Regions from separate parts of the Homo sapiens genome. Here all the other regions are linked to region 3. The links are chromatin contacts, found by Hi-C or POLR2A ChIA-PET in ENCODE. All regions are on one chromosome and are shown on one strand. Each heading gives the region's core, a stretch centred on a gene start or an enhancer-like site at or near the end of the contact. The rest is flanking DNA. Distances are from core to core; before and after follow the strand shown.

What was found. Hi-C counts contacts between places; a loop is a spot of excess contacts on that map. ChIA-PET counts read pairs that join two places held with the same protein, here RNA polymerase II (POLR2A). Pooled maps may share reads with other maps.
Region 1: a map of ascending aorta shows a loop between it and region 3 (5-fold over the local background). The contact joins the promoter of CHML here to the promoter of ZBTB18 in region 3. A Hi-C loop is called at or near these places in 3 of 168 maps with a recorded cell type or tissue (ascending aorta and naive thymus-derived CD4-positive, alpha-beta T cell), 6 of 37 single-sample maps with no recorded cell type and 17 of 50 pooled maps. POLR2A ChIA-PET finds 5 or more read pairs at or near these places in 3 of 52 experiments (B cell, CD4-positive, alpha-beta T cell and CD4-positive, alpha-beta memory T cell).
Region 2: a loop to region 3 is called in a map of B cell, with 10 times the contacts of the local background. The contact joins the promoter of CNST here to the promoter of ZBTB18 in region 3. A Hi-C loop is called at or near these places in 3 of 168 maps with a recorded cell type or tissue (B cell and naive thymus-derived CD4-positive, alpha-beta T cell), 4 of 37 single-sample maps with no recorded cell type and 10 of 50 pooled maps. POLR2A ChIA-PET finds 5 or more read pairs at or near these places in 1 of 52 experiments (activated T-cell).
Region 4: a loop to region 3 is called in a map of CD8-positive, alpha-beta T cell, with 29 times the contacts of the local background. The contact joins the promoter of AHCTF1 here to the promoter of ZBTB18 in region 3. A Hi-C loop is called at or near these places in 2 of 168 maps with a recorded cell type or tissue (CD8-positive, alpha-beta T cell and ascending aorta) and 6 of 50 pooled maps.

What each region holds. Positions count from the first base shown.
Region 1 is chr1:241,639,065-241,642,293 of GRCh38, forward strand. It overlaps CHML (CHM like Rab escort protein), which reads right to left and starts at 1,305. Exons shown (of 2, transcript NM_001381853.1): 1 at 818-1,305. OPN3 (opsin 3) reads right to left here and starts at 1,305. Exons shown (of 4, transcript NM_014322.3): 1 at 818-1,305. The coding sequence starts at 1,190. RefSeq lists enhancers at 432-1,002, 1,003-1,572 and silencers at 675-724, 1,055-1,634.
Region 2 is chr1:246,564,688-246,567,923 of GRCh38, forward strand. It overlaps CNST (consortin, connexin sorting protein), which reads left to right and starts at 1,769. Exons shown (of 11, transcript NM_152609.3): 1 at 1,769-1,976. It overlaps TFB2M (transcription factor B2, mitochondrial), which reads right to left and starts at 1,574. Exons shown (of 8, transcript NM_022366.3): 1 at 1,139-1,574. The coding sequence starts at 1,451. RefSeq lists enhancers at 1,264-1,543, 1,774-1,833, 1,874-2,373.
Region 3 is chr1:244,049,711-244,052,939 of GRCh38, forward strand. It overlaps ZBTB18 (zinc finger and BTB domain containing 18), which reads left to right and starts at 1,573. Exons shown (of 2, transcript NM_205768.3): 1 at 1,573-1,734. The coding sequence starts at 1,722. RefSeq lists enhancers at 582-631, 2,348-2,849 and a silencer at 812-901.
Region 4 is chr1:246,930,006-246,933,333 of GRCh38, forward strand. It overlaps AHCTF1 (AT-hook containing transcription factor 1), which reads right to left and starts at 1,943. Exons shown (of 36, transcript NM_001323342.2): 1 at 1,573-1,943. RefSeq lists enhancers at 1,066-1,155, 2,276-2,325 and a silencer at 1,496-1,595.

The DNA.
Region 1 (3,229 bases), core at 55-2,554, 2.4 Mb before region 3:
TGTCTCAGTGAAACTTAAATCTTCCATAATAAGAGTACTGTCGAAATACATCTTCAACAATGAAGTTCTACTTTAATGAAATCTACCGATTGCAGAGCTAATTACAGTATTTGTTCACCTGAGATGGTATTGGCTGAGCCATTTGTAATCTCACCCAAGATTCTGGTGTGCTGGAACCCATCTATAAGACGGAAAATAGTAAAAACAGCTTACAGGGCACATGCCAATTTGCATTCTGAGGACCTGAATGAAACTGTCTCATTCCCTAGAAAGCATTCAAAGGTTTACAAGTACTAATGAGAATTTTTTTTTACACATTGTTATTTTGGTTTTCTACTCTCATTTTAGGAAACAAATAGTAGTACATGAATCTAATCTCATCACTCCCTCCAACTTTCACGAGTTAATCACTTTTTTTCTTGAATCTCTTGACTCTACAGGCCCTCGTCTCTTTCCTCAAAGTGTAAAAAGCCGTGGTTTCGTGCCTTGTTGAGTGATCTTAGGAGGTAAAAACAAATAAGAAAGGAGGCGGGCCGGGGTTTGGGGTCAACGTGGGGGGCAGATGAGAGACCACAGGAATGGAGTCCTGGACAGCGTGGGGCGGGAGGGGACGGAGGAAGAGGAAGGCACCCGCCATGCGGCTGGGGTCGGGCAGCGTTGAGGAGGCGAGCGGGGAGCGGGGCGGTGTAGGGCGGGGGGCGCGGGGCCGAGCGGGAAGCGGTGCGGGGCGGGCTGGGGGGCGGACGCACGGAGCGGGCAGCGGGGTGGGGAGTGGAAGTTTGCAGAGGGGAGGCTGCCTTCTCCCAGTCCAACTCACCGAAGAGGCTGCCGCTAAACCCGTCCCACACGCAGCCCACGGTGTCCCACACCCAGCCGTTCCTCAGGCAGGACACGAAGGTAAAGGTGACCCCGAAGAGGGACACCAGCAGGTCGCTGAGGCTGATGTTGACCAGGAGGAGGTGAGTGGGAGTGCGGAGCCGCTGGAACTTGTAGTAGAGGACGAGCACCAGCAGGTTGTTGCCGACGCCCAGCAGCCCAATGGAGCCCAGCAGCAGCGCCAGGCGCTCGTAGGTGCCGGGGCTGAAGAGGGGCGCGGGGCTCAGTGTCCCCGCCGGCGCCGGCCCCTCAGCGCCCGCGGCCCCGCCGCCGTCCCAGTAGCCGTGGCCGCCGCTGCGGTTCCCCGAGTACATGGCCCGGCGCCGGCGCGCCTGGCGGGCGGAGGCGCTCAGCTTGCGGCGGGGCTCGCGGCGCGCTCCGCACTGGGTGGGGTTGGGGCTCCGCCGCCTGCTCTAGCCATTGTGCACTGAGGGGCCCGCGCTACCGCGCGCCGGGCCCGCCCTCTTCCCGCCCCTTCCGCCCGGCGCACCCCCCGTGGCCCCGCCCCTCCCCGCGGCCTGTCCTCGTCGCTCCGCTGCTCCCGGCGCGTCCTCTTAGCCCCGCCCCCCCGCGGGCGCGTCCTCGCGGCTAGCTCGCCCCGCCCCCACTGGCTGGGCACCTTCCGCTGGTCGGCGTGGACGCGCGTCGCGGGATAGCCTGGGGGCCAGGGCCGCAGGGTAGCCTCGATGGCTCTTCACACCCCCACCTCCCTGCACCCACCTTGAAAGCTTCGTGTCCACTCACCCATTCATGCACTCACTTATACATTCATTTATTCCTAAGTATTTATGAGCGCCTGCGCCCACCACGTGCTGGCAAGAATTGGGTTTCTCCCCTTCCTGGGAAGCTGTAATAACCCACAACCAGCCTACGAAGCCCATCCCGCGTCATACACTCAATGTAAACAAAAGCAAAGAAAACATTGAAGAGCTCGGGGTAGTCTTACCGGAAAACTGAGAAGAAAAACAACAAATTGATAGACAGGTGCCTGCCTAACTACCTGACTGCTAGAGGACACATGTCCCAGGGCTGATACAAGAGCCTGCCACCCTTGGAGAGTCTGGGATGAAAACTCTCTGAAAATGGCATTCCAATGGAACTGACTTTAAGCCCTGGGCTGGACCCCAAGGCCTTCCAATACCGTCCTTCCTGTGCTTGAAAGCGTGGGTAGATCTTTCCGGTCACTGAGGCCTGCTAAAGTCCTTCACAGGCAGTGAAAGATTCAACCTAAATCTAGCAGGTATAGGAGGCAGGTGCTATATTTAGAACAGCACACATTTCCCATTGGGCCTCTTCTCCTGTAGTGATGAGAATATAGTACAAGTCAAATATAGGTTGTGAACGTCATCACACTCTGCAAGAGCTGCTTCTGCCTTTGTGGTTGCACAATCCCTAAGGAGGCCCTACAAGAAGATCACAGTCCCCAGCCACACCTGCAGCCTGTCCTGGACACTGGTGACGAACACAGGGTTTGTGCAAGCTAAAGAAACTGCTCTCCATACGGGCGTGCCTCACCTCTGTTTGAAAGATCAGTAGGGAATGACTAGCTTGGATCAATCCACATTCTGAATTCCCTGGAGAGAGGATCTAATAGGCTGGCAGCAGCTCTCCACCCTGGTGCACTGAGCAATAGCTAAGGGGCAGTGTGCTCTGCCTTTGACACCTTGATTTTCCTTCAAGGCTTCTGCTCTGGACTCGCCATCTGTGAGACTTCCTACCCACCCACCCCTTAAAAAACACACACACACTTTTAATTGTTAATTTTAGATTTGTACAACCACTGAACAAAACATAACTATTTAACAAGTTCTATATGTTTAATGTCGAAAGTGTTTTCTGTGTCTAGTCTACAGTAAGTTCTCAATAAATAGTAATTTGAATGAATGAATAAAGAACTCGCTATATTTTTTCCTATTCATTCTTCATTGCTGAGTCATTGCCCTTATAAAGCTCACATTCCAGTCGTGTTGGGAGAACAAACAAAAATTAGATAAATACGTAGGGTGTCAGCCACTGACAAATGCCATGAAGAAATAGGGGTCAGGCGTGGTGGCTCATTCCTGTAACCCCAGCACTTTGGGAGGCCGAGGCAGTAGGATTTCTTAAGCCCAGGAGTTCAAGACCAGCCTGGGCAACAAAGTGAGAACTGCCCCCTAACTCTTCAAAAAATAGAAAATTAGCCAGGCAAGATGGTACATGTCTGTGGTCCCAGCTACTCAGGAGGTTGAGCCAGGAGCTATGGGAGATGGGGCAAGGAGTTTGTAAGAGTTAAAGAAAGAGGAAAGAAACACTAATAGCAGCTCAACAGTCAGACAGTGTTATTTGGAAGAATAAACCTAAGAGGGGCTTCTGG
Region 2 (3,236 bases), core at 519-3,018, 2.5 Mb after region 3:
TTTTTTTTTTGAGACGAAGTCTCACTCTGTCACCCAGGCTGGAGTGCAGTGGGGCAATCTCGGCTCACTGCAACCTCTGCCTCTTGGGTTCAAGCGATTCTCCTGCCTCAGCCTCCCGAGTAGCTGGGATTACAGGCGCCCGCCACCACGCCCGGCTAATTTTTGTATTTTAAGCAGAGACGGAGTTTCACCATGTTGGCCAGGCTGGTCTGGAACTCCTGACCTCAAGGGAACCACTCGCCTCGGCCTCTGAAAGTGCTGGATTACAGGCGTGAGCCACCGCACCAGGTCAAAACTTGCACTCTTCATCACCATGATTCACTACCTCTTAGAAGAAAAAAGTCACAGCAAAATAGATTGCCTCTAGCCTATCACTTCCTCACGGACTACACGGATGCTTTAACCATCAAAGAGATTGTCAAGCCTAAACAGAACTGACTCCCTGTGATATGAAATGGTGCTTTAAAAAACTATCATTCAAAAAGCCTATAAATCTTGTGTTCTTAGCATCCTGCTATGGTCTATAGGGAATGCACGGAAGAATAAGATAACATCATTTTTTCAGCTGGCAGAGGCTTGCAACTCTTTTGGGGAGATAAGATCTAAGAGCATGTTTTATCAAAATATTGTGTAAAGTGCAAGCTGCTACAGAAATACTTTGTGGTGTCATTAACGATACAGACTCTACGCTTATGTAGTGGGCAATCTCTCCAACTAAGGAGCTTCAAACAAAGACCCGTATCTGGACGGGCGCAGTGGCTCACGCCTCTAATCCCAGCATTTTGGGAGACCTAGGGGGGAGGATCACGAGGTCAAGAGATCGAGACCATCCTGGCCAACACGGCGAAATCCCGTCTCTAGTAAAAATAAGAAAATTAGCTGGGCGTGGTGGCGCGCGCCTGTAGTTCTTGCTACTCGGGAGGCTGAGGCAGGAGAATCGCCTGAACCCGGTACGCGGAGGTTGCAGGGAGCCGAGATCGCCCCACTGCACTCCAGCCTGGCAACACAGCGAGACTCCGTCTCAAAGCAAAAGAACAACAAAAAAGACCCCCCAGTATCTAAAATAGCACCCCGAGGAGGGTCAATACGTTTGAATAAATGATGAACATCCAAGAAAATGCAATTCAGCTGGACTCACCTGGATTGCACTCCAGCAGTAGGTGTGGAGGTCTACTTGGTTTTCCCAAATAGATTTGCGCCAGGGTCTCAGCCAATCTCCGATCGGTTACGTAACGCTTAAAGTCTAAGCTGGCCTTAGACGCCTTCCTTGGCGGATTCCTGAAATCCGGTTCGGGCCACAGCTGCGGAGAGGAGTCAGAGAGCCCACAGTGGTTCCTCGCCGGCAAATGCTTTCGCGTCGCCGCTTCAGACCCTAAAATGCAAAAGCGACCAGCGCCCGCCAAGGCGGAGAGCCTCAGCCGCCGAGGAAGCCCGACCACTGGGATCCACATGTCCTTGTCTCTCAGGCCCGCTCCAAGAATCACCTAGTGCAGCTACTACAGTGAACCCCACGCAGGGTATCCCACGTGGAACATTTTCTGGCGTCCGGGCCAGGTCAAGCGGAAGTAAACACTAGAGCCTGCGCATGCGAACAGCGGAGCCTTCCTGCTTTTCTCCCTCACTTCCGCTTCCGCCTCGGCTCAGCCGCCCGAGGATTGTGAGTGGACCGTTGAGGAGAGCGACCGACCATCCGGCTGGTGTCCGGACTCGTACTCTATGGTTGTCCGCGCTCTGCGCTTCCTCTCTAGCCGCCAGTGCTCTATGCTCCGCGGTCGCGGGCCGCCAGCCTCCAGCCGGCCAGCCGCGAGGGGTGCGCAGAGGGAGGCGGGGCGGAAAGGCGAGAGGTGTCTCCTCCACCGGAGCCAGGGGAGACCCGAGCAAGCTCCGTGACAGCACGTCGGCCGCCATGTCGCCGAGTGGGGCTGGAAACAGACCCGGCGCCCAGCGGTAGCCCTCCTTGCGCCTCCGATTCCCAGGTGAGGAGAGGAGGAGCGGGATGCAGGGGACCCGCCGGCTCGCGGCCGGGATGGAAAGCCTTTCGGAAGCCTCTCGCTCCTCCCCCTGCGCTGTCCTCCTCCAGCCGCGCAGCCTCTGCCCTCCGGGTGAGGTGTAGCCCGGTCCCCTTACCTCCTCCGCCTCTCAGGTCGCCTGTTTTCCTCTCCTTTCTCAGCTACTGTGGGTCTCCTATTGCTGCGCGTCGCGCCAATTTCTCCCTCCCTAGGGGACTAGCGCCAGAAGTCGTTCCTCACCCGGCTCCTGGAGGAGCCTGCGGCTTCCACGGTCTCCGTTCCTTTCTGTTGTGTGGCCCACAGCCCGCTCTCCCCACCCTCGTGGATGGTTTTCATTTCCCCCCCACACCTGGTCCCCCCCATCACTACCACTTTGGTTGTCAAGAACCGCGTGGTGTCTCCCTTCCATTCCTCTCTCTGGGCCAATATTTTCCTTAATTTTTTCAGTTTGTGTGTTTAAAAGACTTAAAGTTAAGATTAAAAATGAAGATGTAAAAGCTTACAATTCCTTTCTAAGCTTAAAAAGATTAAGACTTTAGGATGCTTACTGTATTCCTTATGTAAACTTAGTCAAACACATCGTACTGTGGAATGCGATTTAAAAGACCCAATTTTGAAGACTAAAAATAGGATGCTGTAATGGAAATTTTGGCAGTCTTTTTTTTTTTACCTATTGGGCAATGTTAGAAGACACGGTTCTTTGAGAGTGTTTTCCGTGTTTCAGGATCAAACTTAGAGCTTTTACCCATTATCCTTACCACCAAGGCAAGAAACGGCAGCCAATCAACTCCGTGTCTTAGAATACGTACAATCCTTTCTGCTTACTCTACTGAGAGTGTAATTGAGTTTGGCATTTAAATGCACGAGGAAAAGGTTCCTAAGGAATGTATCACCCAGCAAATAGTCTGAAGATTATACTCATCTGATGAAGCTCAAGCGGATAAAGAATTGACAACTAAATATGACCTTTTGTGTATTATAAATTTGTTAGGACATCATAGAAAATATCTCATCAACTGTTGTGCAAACTGTGGGGACTCACTCATTGGTCTTAATTTGCTTAAATTCTTTTTTCGTACAGTTTTCTCACTGACAATTTTCTAGAGGTGACTTTGCATCCTCTGAACCTCTCTCCATTACTGAGCTGCCTCCCCCTCTCCCCTTAAAAAACATTTTCATAGATTCAGAAATACACTTTTTTCCCCCTCCAGGACCTGGAGTCCTAAA
Region 3 (3,229 bases), core at 323-2,822:
TTTATGCACGGCGAACTACGTAAAGATTTGCATTGCTTCCCCACTCGGCACCCCCGCCCCCACCTCTCTGAAAAACAAAACCCCAACCTCACAAAACCTCTATGGATCCGCGGTAGCGAGACGTGAAGGGGTTGATTTGTGGAGTGGGAGTTGCTGGCCCATTGCGGTGCCCGGGACTCATTAAACTGTCACTCACCCCCCACCCCACTGGGTAAATGGGGTGATTAATGTCTGATATATTGGAATGGGTCGAGGGCATTTGTGGAGAATAGGTGGTGTGGCTGGGAAGAAATTGATCTCCCGAGGATGTCTCCTGGACTAAGTGTTCATAATTATGTCACTCACCGCGAAGTTGGAGAAAGTTAGGTTTGTGACTTTGGGAAAGCGAGAAGGACAGGACGGAGTCGTCGGGTTTTGTTACTCTTTAACTCTCCGCCACGGCTTTCTAATGGGAACGAAGTGGTTATCACCAGGGCTGGGACGCTGGCGCCTCAGGCCCCAGTTCCTTTTCTACCCCTCGCCCTCCCAAGAGTCTGAGGAGATGTATTTGACATTCAGAGATGTCGCAGCACCCTGCCCGGTACCGGTCAGCCCAGCCCGGGTCGCGTTACAGTTTCATCAGCTATTAGAAAAGACCCACAAACTGGCTGAAAAGTTCTCAAACTTACTAGACCTGGCTTCCCCCCACACAAAGATTTTCTTGTGATCATAAACATTAGAGTGACCCCCCCCCAAAGAAAAAAAAGATTGTTAAGGGACACAGATCAAGGGGAAGGCAAGGTTCTGCTTTTTCTGAGCAGAAAGATCAGATATGCAGGTGCAGCATTCATTTTAAGTGACTGGAGCAGGTTGTATCAGTTTATTAATTGGTCTCGTTGAACTGAAGTACTTTCCAGGATTTCAGAAAGTGCAGTTTCAGCTTGTTGGTACCGAGAATTGAAATTTGCATTGACTGTGGCAGTGTAAGAAATTTTTCTGAGAAGGTAGTTGTAGATAAGTAATTACATAAGAGTGAAATAATAAGGTGAACCAGTCTGAAGTAATAGTTCTGAACAAGTCTGCCAACATTTGAGACATGTATACCATTATCTCAGCAGAAAAAAATAAAAAAGTGCGGTAATAATGTTGAAATGGGACTGGAGATGTCAAATGGGTTGGTTTAAAAATATCCCTAAACTGCTTTAGAAACTAAACGTTGGAGTTGAATAAAAGTGAATCTGGATTTCCTGAATAGCACCGTGGCTTGAGTGTGCTGTCAGTATGTAAGCCAGTCCACCAACTTAAGACAGAAGTGTTGCTATTCCATAAATACAGTAGAACTCCATATGCTGAGTTTTTCAATTTCTTCTGTTAGAAAGTTTGGAAAAAAAGGAAGACTTTGAAGTATTTTGTTTATACTAACAGAAGAGAAAAGTTCTCCTAAGAAAAAGCTGGTGGCAGGAGTGTAGAGGAGTAGCATATGGCATTAAAAGGAGCACAGCTGGAGGTAGCATTTCCATCTGAACATGATGTCAGAGCAGCTGACAGCCTGCCATCCCTCAGCCTTTTATTCTAACACACAGACAGGGAGTTAGTGTGTGCGGATCTGTGGTGGAGAAGGTATCTCATTCCTCTCTAACATCATCTCCACTTTGCATCTGTCTCTCTTAGTCTGCTTTTTTTCCACCGATGTAACAGACCTGGAGCCAGCAGGACTCAGAGGAAAGGACTTAATCAGGTTTATGTGTCCTAAAGGTAGGAGTAGCAAGAGATTAGATTGAGCATATTTCTGTTTTGGTGTTTTGTTTATTTAATTTTAAAAATCACATTACTTTTCTAACCCAGTTTAGGAATAATATATGAAATTGAGTATTAAATGAACATCTTACTGGAGTTGAAAGTCTTGAGCTTGTTTAGTTTTAATTTTTTATCCCTTTTACTTGAGCGAGTAAATAACTTTAATACACAAATATTTCAAGTTTTGAAATGTTAAGAAAGGCTTTAAAATGCTGCTTTTGGAAATCACGTTGGATTAAAATGCTTTTTTGTTGTTCACTGCTATTTAGATTTGATTGGGGTGGTGGTGGTGGGGAAATAGTAAACTGGAATCCAGCATTCAAACTTATATGAGAAGATTATTCTAGTTAAGCAGCTAGATTGTTGTATAATTAATTCCTCTGTGAAACTTTATTCTTCAAAACATTGAGCAGCACTACTGAAACATACAGCTGTAGTGCTGTTGAAACTGCAGGTTTTTAAGAAGAAGAAAAAAAAACCAAACTTTTGTCCCCAGGAGAATAGTTTGACTGGTTTCCTCATTTCTCTTTCAAATATATATTTAAGAGATCTTTTATTTCAGCATAACAATAATTATTTGCAGGAGTTTTTGTGTTAGCGACTAATTTAGAACTTGTAGATTTGAGCTGCCTGAATTGGCCAGACAGCTGTAATCGCACTCCTCTATTCTTAATCTCTTTATCTGGGCAGCAGCTGCCATATGGCCACAGTCAGCTGGATCAGATGTTTATAAGCTTCCTTCTTCGTCCCTCTCTGTCCTCTCAGCCTCCTAATTTGATCACGGCTACCTTGTGAGCTGCCCTCCAATCTTTATTTTTAGCCTTCTCAAGGATTAGGATTGATGTTAGCTGTGGGGCACTTAAAGTGATTGTATTGTAAATCTTAGTTTATTCTAGCAGTGGCATCTTGCAGAATGTGTCTGGGGTTAGGATAAAGTTTTAGTCTGTCTTGGGCAAAGTGTAGAAGAACAAGAAGAAAGGAAGTAATTTCTGAATATTAAATTAAGTGTATCTATTCCCAAAATGCACTTGCTGAGATGGGTGGTGTGGAGGCTTGCTTCTGGTCACAGGAAAGGGGAAGTCGGGTCTTCTTTATTTTTCAGGAGTTTACCCACTGCAGTTGAATTCTGACCCTTTGTACATCTTTGCCTTTCTCCTCCCTCCATTTCACTTTCCCTCATCACAAAACAAGGGCAATGATGAATATTTGCAAGAATAGAAGCTAGTGGGAAAACAGAAATATATCAAATTATATTGAAACAAAGTATTTTCTGTTGGCTGAGGTAAGGCAGAACCAGGAAAAAAAAAAAGGTTCTCTTTTTCTAAAAAGGCTTAAAAAAAAACGTTGAACCTGTAAAGCTTTTGAGTTTTATTTAAGCGCTGTATGCCTTTATTTTTAAAAGTTTGAATTAATTTCAATATGAAACTCATTTTGCCTTGCAACGGATCAAAGT
Region 4 (3,328 bases), core at 693-3,192, 2.9 Mb after region 3:
TGTGCCACTGCACTCCAGCCTGGGCAACAGAGCAAGACCCCGTCTCAAAAAAAAAAAAAGATGTATCTGTACCTATGAAAAAGGAGAAGCATAAAAAGAAAACAAAAGTCTCAAAACTGATGTATAACGATCTTTTTTATTTTATTTTAGCAACAGGTTCTCGCTCTGTCACACAGGCTGAGTGCAGCGGCGCGATCCTAGCTCACTGCAACCCTCGAACTCTCAGTTTGAGGCTGAAGCTCAAACGTTCCCCCCGCCTCAGCCTCCCAAGTAGGCGCGCGACTAGAGGCGCCACCAATTCCCGGTTGACATGATGTTTTAAAAATTTTTTCAAGATAATTATTGTTGTTTGCAAACTCGTGACAGCTTGGTAGTATGTTACTGAAGGATCAGGATCCAAAAATCACAGTACAGAGACAACGTAGACTTCCCATAGCGCTTGGCACACTTAAAACATCCCTTCAAGTATTAACCTTAACTGGGCTTGTCATCCCAGGTCAAATCCTCCGAAATAAGTAAACCACTCTAATTTCTTCTCTCCTAAGAGACTCTATCAGTGAAAGCTCACAAAAAAACAGTTTAAAAAAAAAAAAGGGGGGGTCTCGCCATGTTGCTCAGGCTGGTCTCAAACTCCTGGGTTCAAGCGATCCTCCCGCCTCAGCCTCTCAAAGTGCTGGGATTACAGACAGGAGCCACTGCGCCCAGCCAAAGACAGTTCTTAAAATCTACAGGTTCTTTAGGATATTCTGAGAATAAATATCGTTTAGGATTTCCCCAAAGGATTTACGTTTTGTTCTATGAAGAACCCAGTTCTTCCAAAAATTTCTACAACTGACGATTTGGAAATAAAAATAACGCTCATCTCATAAAACTTTGCACACAGATAGTATGAACCTCGTAAGCTTTGAGAACAAAATTTCCCCATCTCTCAAAACAAAACACCCAAACCAAAACAGTCAACCAGTGGCAAAAGAAACCGTCCTGTTTCCCAGGTAGGAAAAAGGAAGGCAAAGCACCCCAAGATGTGCTTTTATTTTAAATCTCCTTGATCTGACCAATCGGGTGAGCTGGAACCTCACGGCTGAGCCCCGAGTCCAACTTCTTCCCCGCCAGGACTACTCACTGTGGCCAGGCCCAAGCGCATGTGGAACACACGCCAACACAGGACAGGCTCAGCACGCCGGCCGCTTCCCTCGGGGAAAGGCCCGCCAACGAGTCCATCGCGTGGGAGAACAGTGGGAAAGGGTCGCGGCCCCGGCCGTCCGTAAAGGGACCCGACTGCCGGCGCAGGACGCGAACCACCAGCGCCGCTCCGCCGCCATGTGCCGCCGCTCCTCCGGTCCGAGATTATGTAACGAAGCCCGGCGCCCGCGAGCCTGCCGTACCCGCCACCGCCACCGCTCGCCCCCTCGAGCCCCATCCGTTGGCCCCGCGCACGCCCGGCCTAGGCCCGGCGCTCGCGGGGCAGAAGCCCCGCCGCCGCCGCCGCCGCCGCCGCCGCCGCCGCGGGTCCAGGCCGCGCGACCCGCCCTCCGCCGCGCGGGCCCAACCCCCTCCCTCCCTTCCCCCTACCTGAACGGGGCGGGTGAGCGCGCCGCCGCGGGCCGAGTCCACCGGGTCGCCAGGCCAGGCGCGAGCTCCTCCCGTGCGGGTCCGTCACAGCATCTCCCGGGAGACGTGGCCGCCACGGGCCGGGCTCACACCCCTCCGCCCGGCTGAAGCCGCTCCTCTGCGCTCCGGCCGCCGCCTGCGACCTCCCCGGCCACCTCAGAGCCACACGCCCCCGAGAGTGCCTTCGCGGGCTGTAGGCCTGCAGACCGCTCAGCGGCTAAAACGCAGTCGCTGCTCCCGCCGCGCTTCTGGGTCCTTCCCCTTGCAACGCTGCCTGCTCGCCTCGGACAGCGCCGGCCCCGCTCTGCGCATTACCCTGCGCCGACAAAACCGAGTTCCACACGCCCCGGAAGGGAGGGAGCAGAGGAAAGGGCGGAGAGGGAGGGGAGAACCGGCGGGAGATCGCGGCTGCAGGGACCAGAGTTCTCGCGATGGTTCCGCGCTCTAGCGCCGGCTCCGCGGGAATTTTCAAACTCTCGGTGAAAGAAGGAGGTGGGAGGGAAAGGGAGGAAAGAGAAGCAGGGCCTGGAAGGGCGGATCATTTACAAAAAAATCGGGTCTCTCCGCCTCCGAGGAGCTGGTGGGGAGAAAGACTACGAGTCCCACAGTGCCTTGCGCGTGAAGCCGCCCTGGCGGCCCCGGCGGCGCGCCCCGTGCGCAGTTGGGAGTGGTAGTCTTCGCTGGGGGTCGCGCCGGGCTCTGCCAGCCGCCTGCTGCGATTGCAGGCGGACTCTCTTGTCACGTAATCGTGTGGCCCTGCCAGCTGGGGGCCGAGTGATAATCTTTCTCCCATAATTGGCAGCTTGCATTCTGTATTTTCTGTTCTGTGCTCCCACTTTTCTTTTTTTCTTTTTCTTTTTTTTGGAGACGGAGTCTTGCTCTGTTGCCCAGGCTGGAGTGCTGTGGCACGATCTTGGCTCACTACAACCTGTGCTCCCGCTTTTCATGCCAAAGGTGGGCTCCCAGACTTCTGGGGAAACGCTTTTTCCACGGTGCTGTTTTTTCTAGCATCCTCCTGTGCTTTCATGGCCAAAAATGCTCGCGCAGCCTAGCCTAATCTTTTTAGTCAAAATTTTACCCCAAATCACTGTTATCTTTTTGGTCACCGCGGGTTTTCATTGTGGAATTTCTTATTTCTTGTTAGTATCTTCCTTTGAAGCAAATCCCAGCGCCAAACATGTTTCAAACAGATAGGGAACGTATCCTTAATACTAAGTAGTAAGTAAAAGGATTATAACATGAGGTAGAGTAGGGATTTTAAGAAGATGCTCTTTTATCAGGAAAGTTTCTACTTTTCTGTTACCTTTCATATGTGCTTTTTAAATTTTTTTATTTTTGAGACAGTGTCTCGCTCTGTCGCCCAGGCTGGAGTGCAGTGGTGTAATCAAGGCTCACAGCAGCCTCGAACTCGTGGGCTCAAATGATCCTCCTACCTCAGCCCTCCAAGTAGCTGGGACTATGGGCATGGACCACCATGCGCCACTACGTCCCATTAATTTTTTTATTTTATTTATTTATTTATTTATTTATTTATTTGAGACGGAGTCTCGCTCTGTCACCAGGCTGGAGTGCAGTGGCACAATCTCGGCTCACTGCAACCTCCGCCTCCCAGGTTCAAGAGGTTCTCCTGTCTCAGCCTCCAGAGTAGCTAGGACTACAGGTGTGCGCCACCATGCCCAGCTGATTTTTGTATTTTTAGTAGAGACAGGGTTTCACC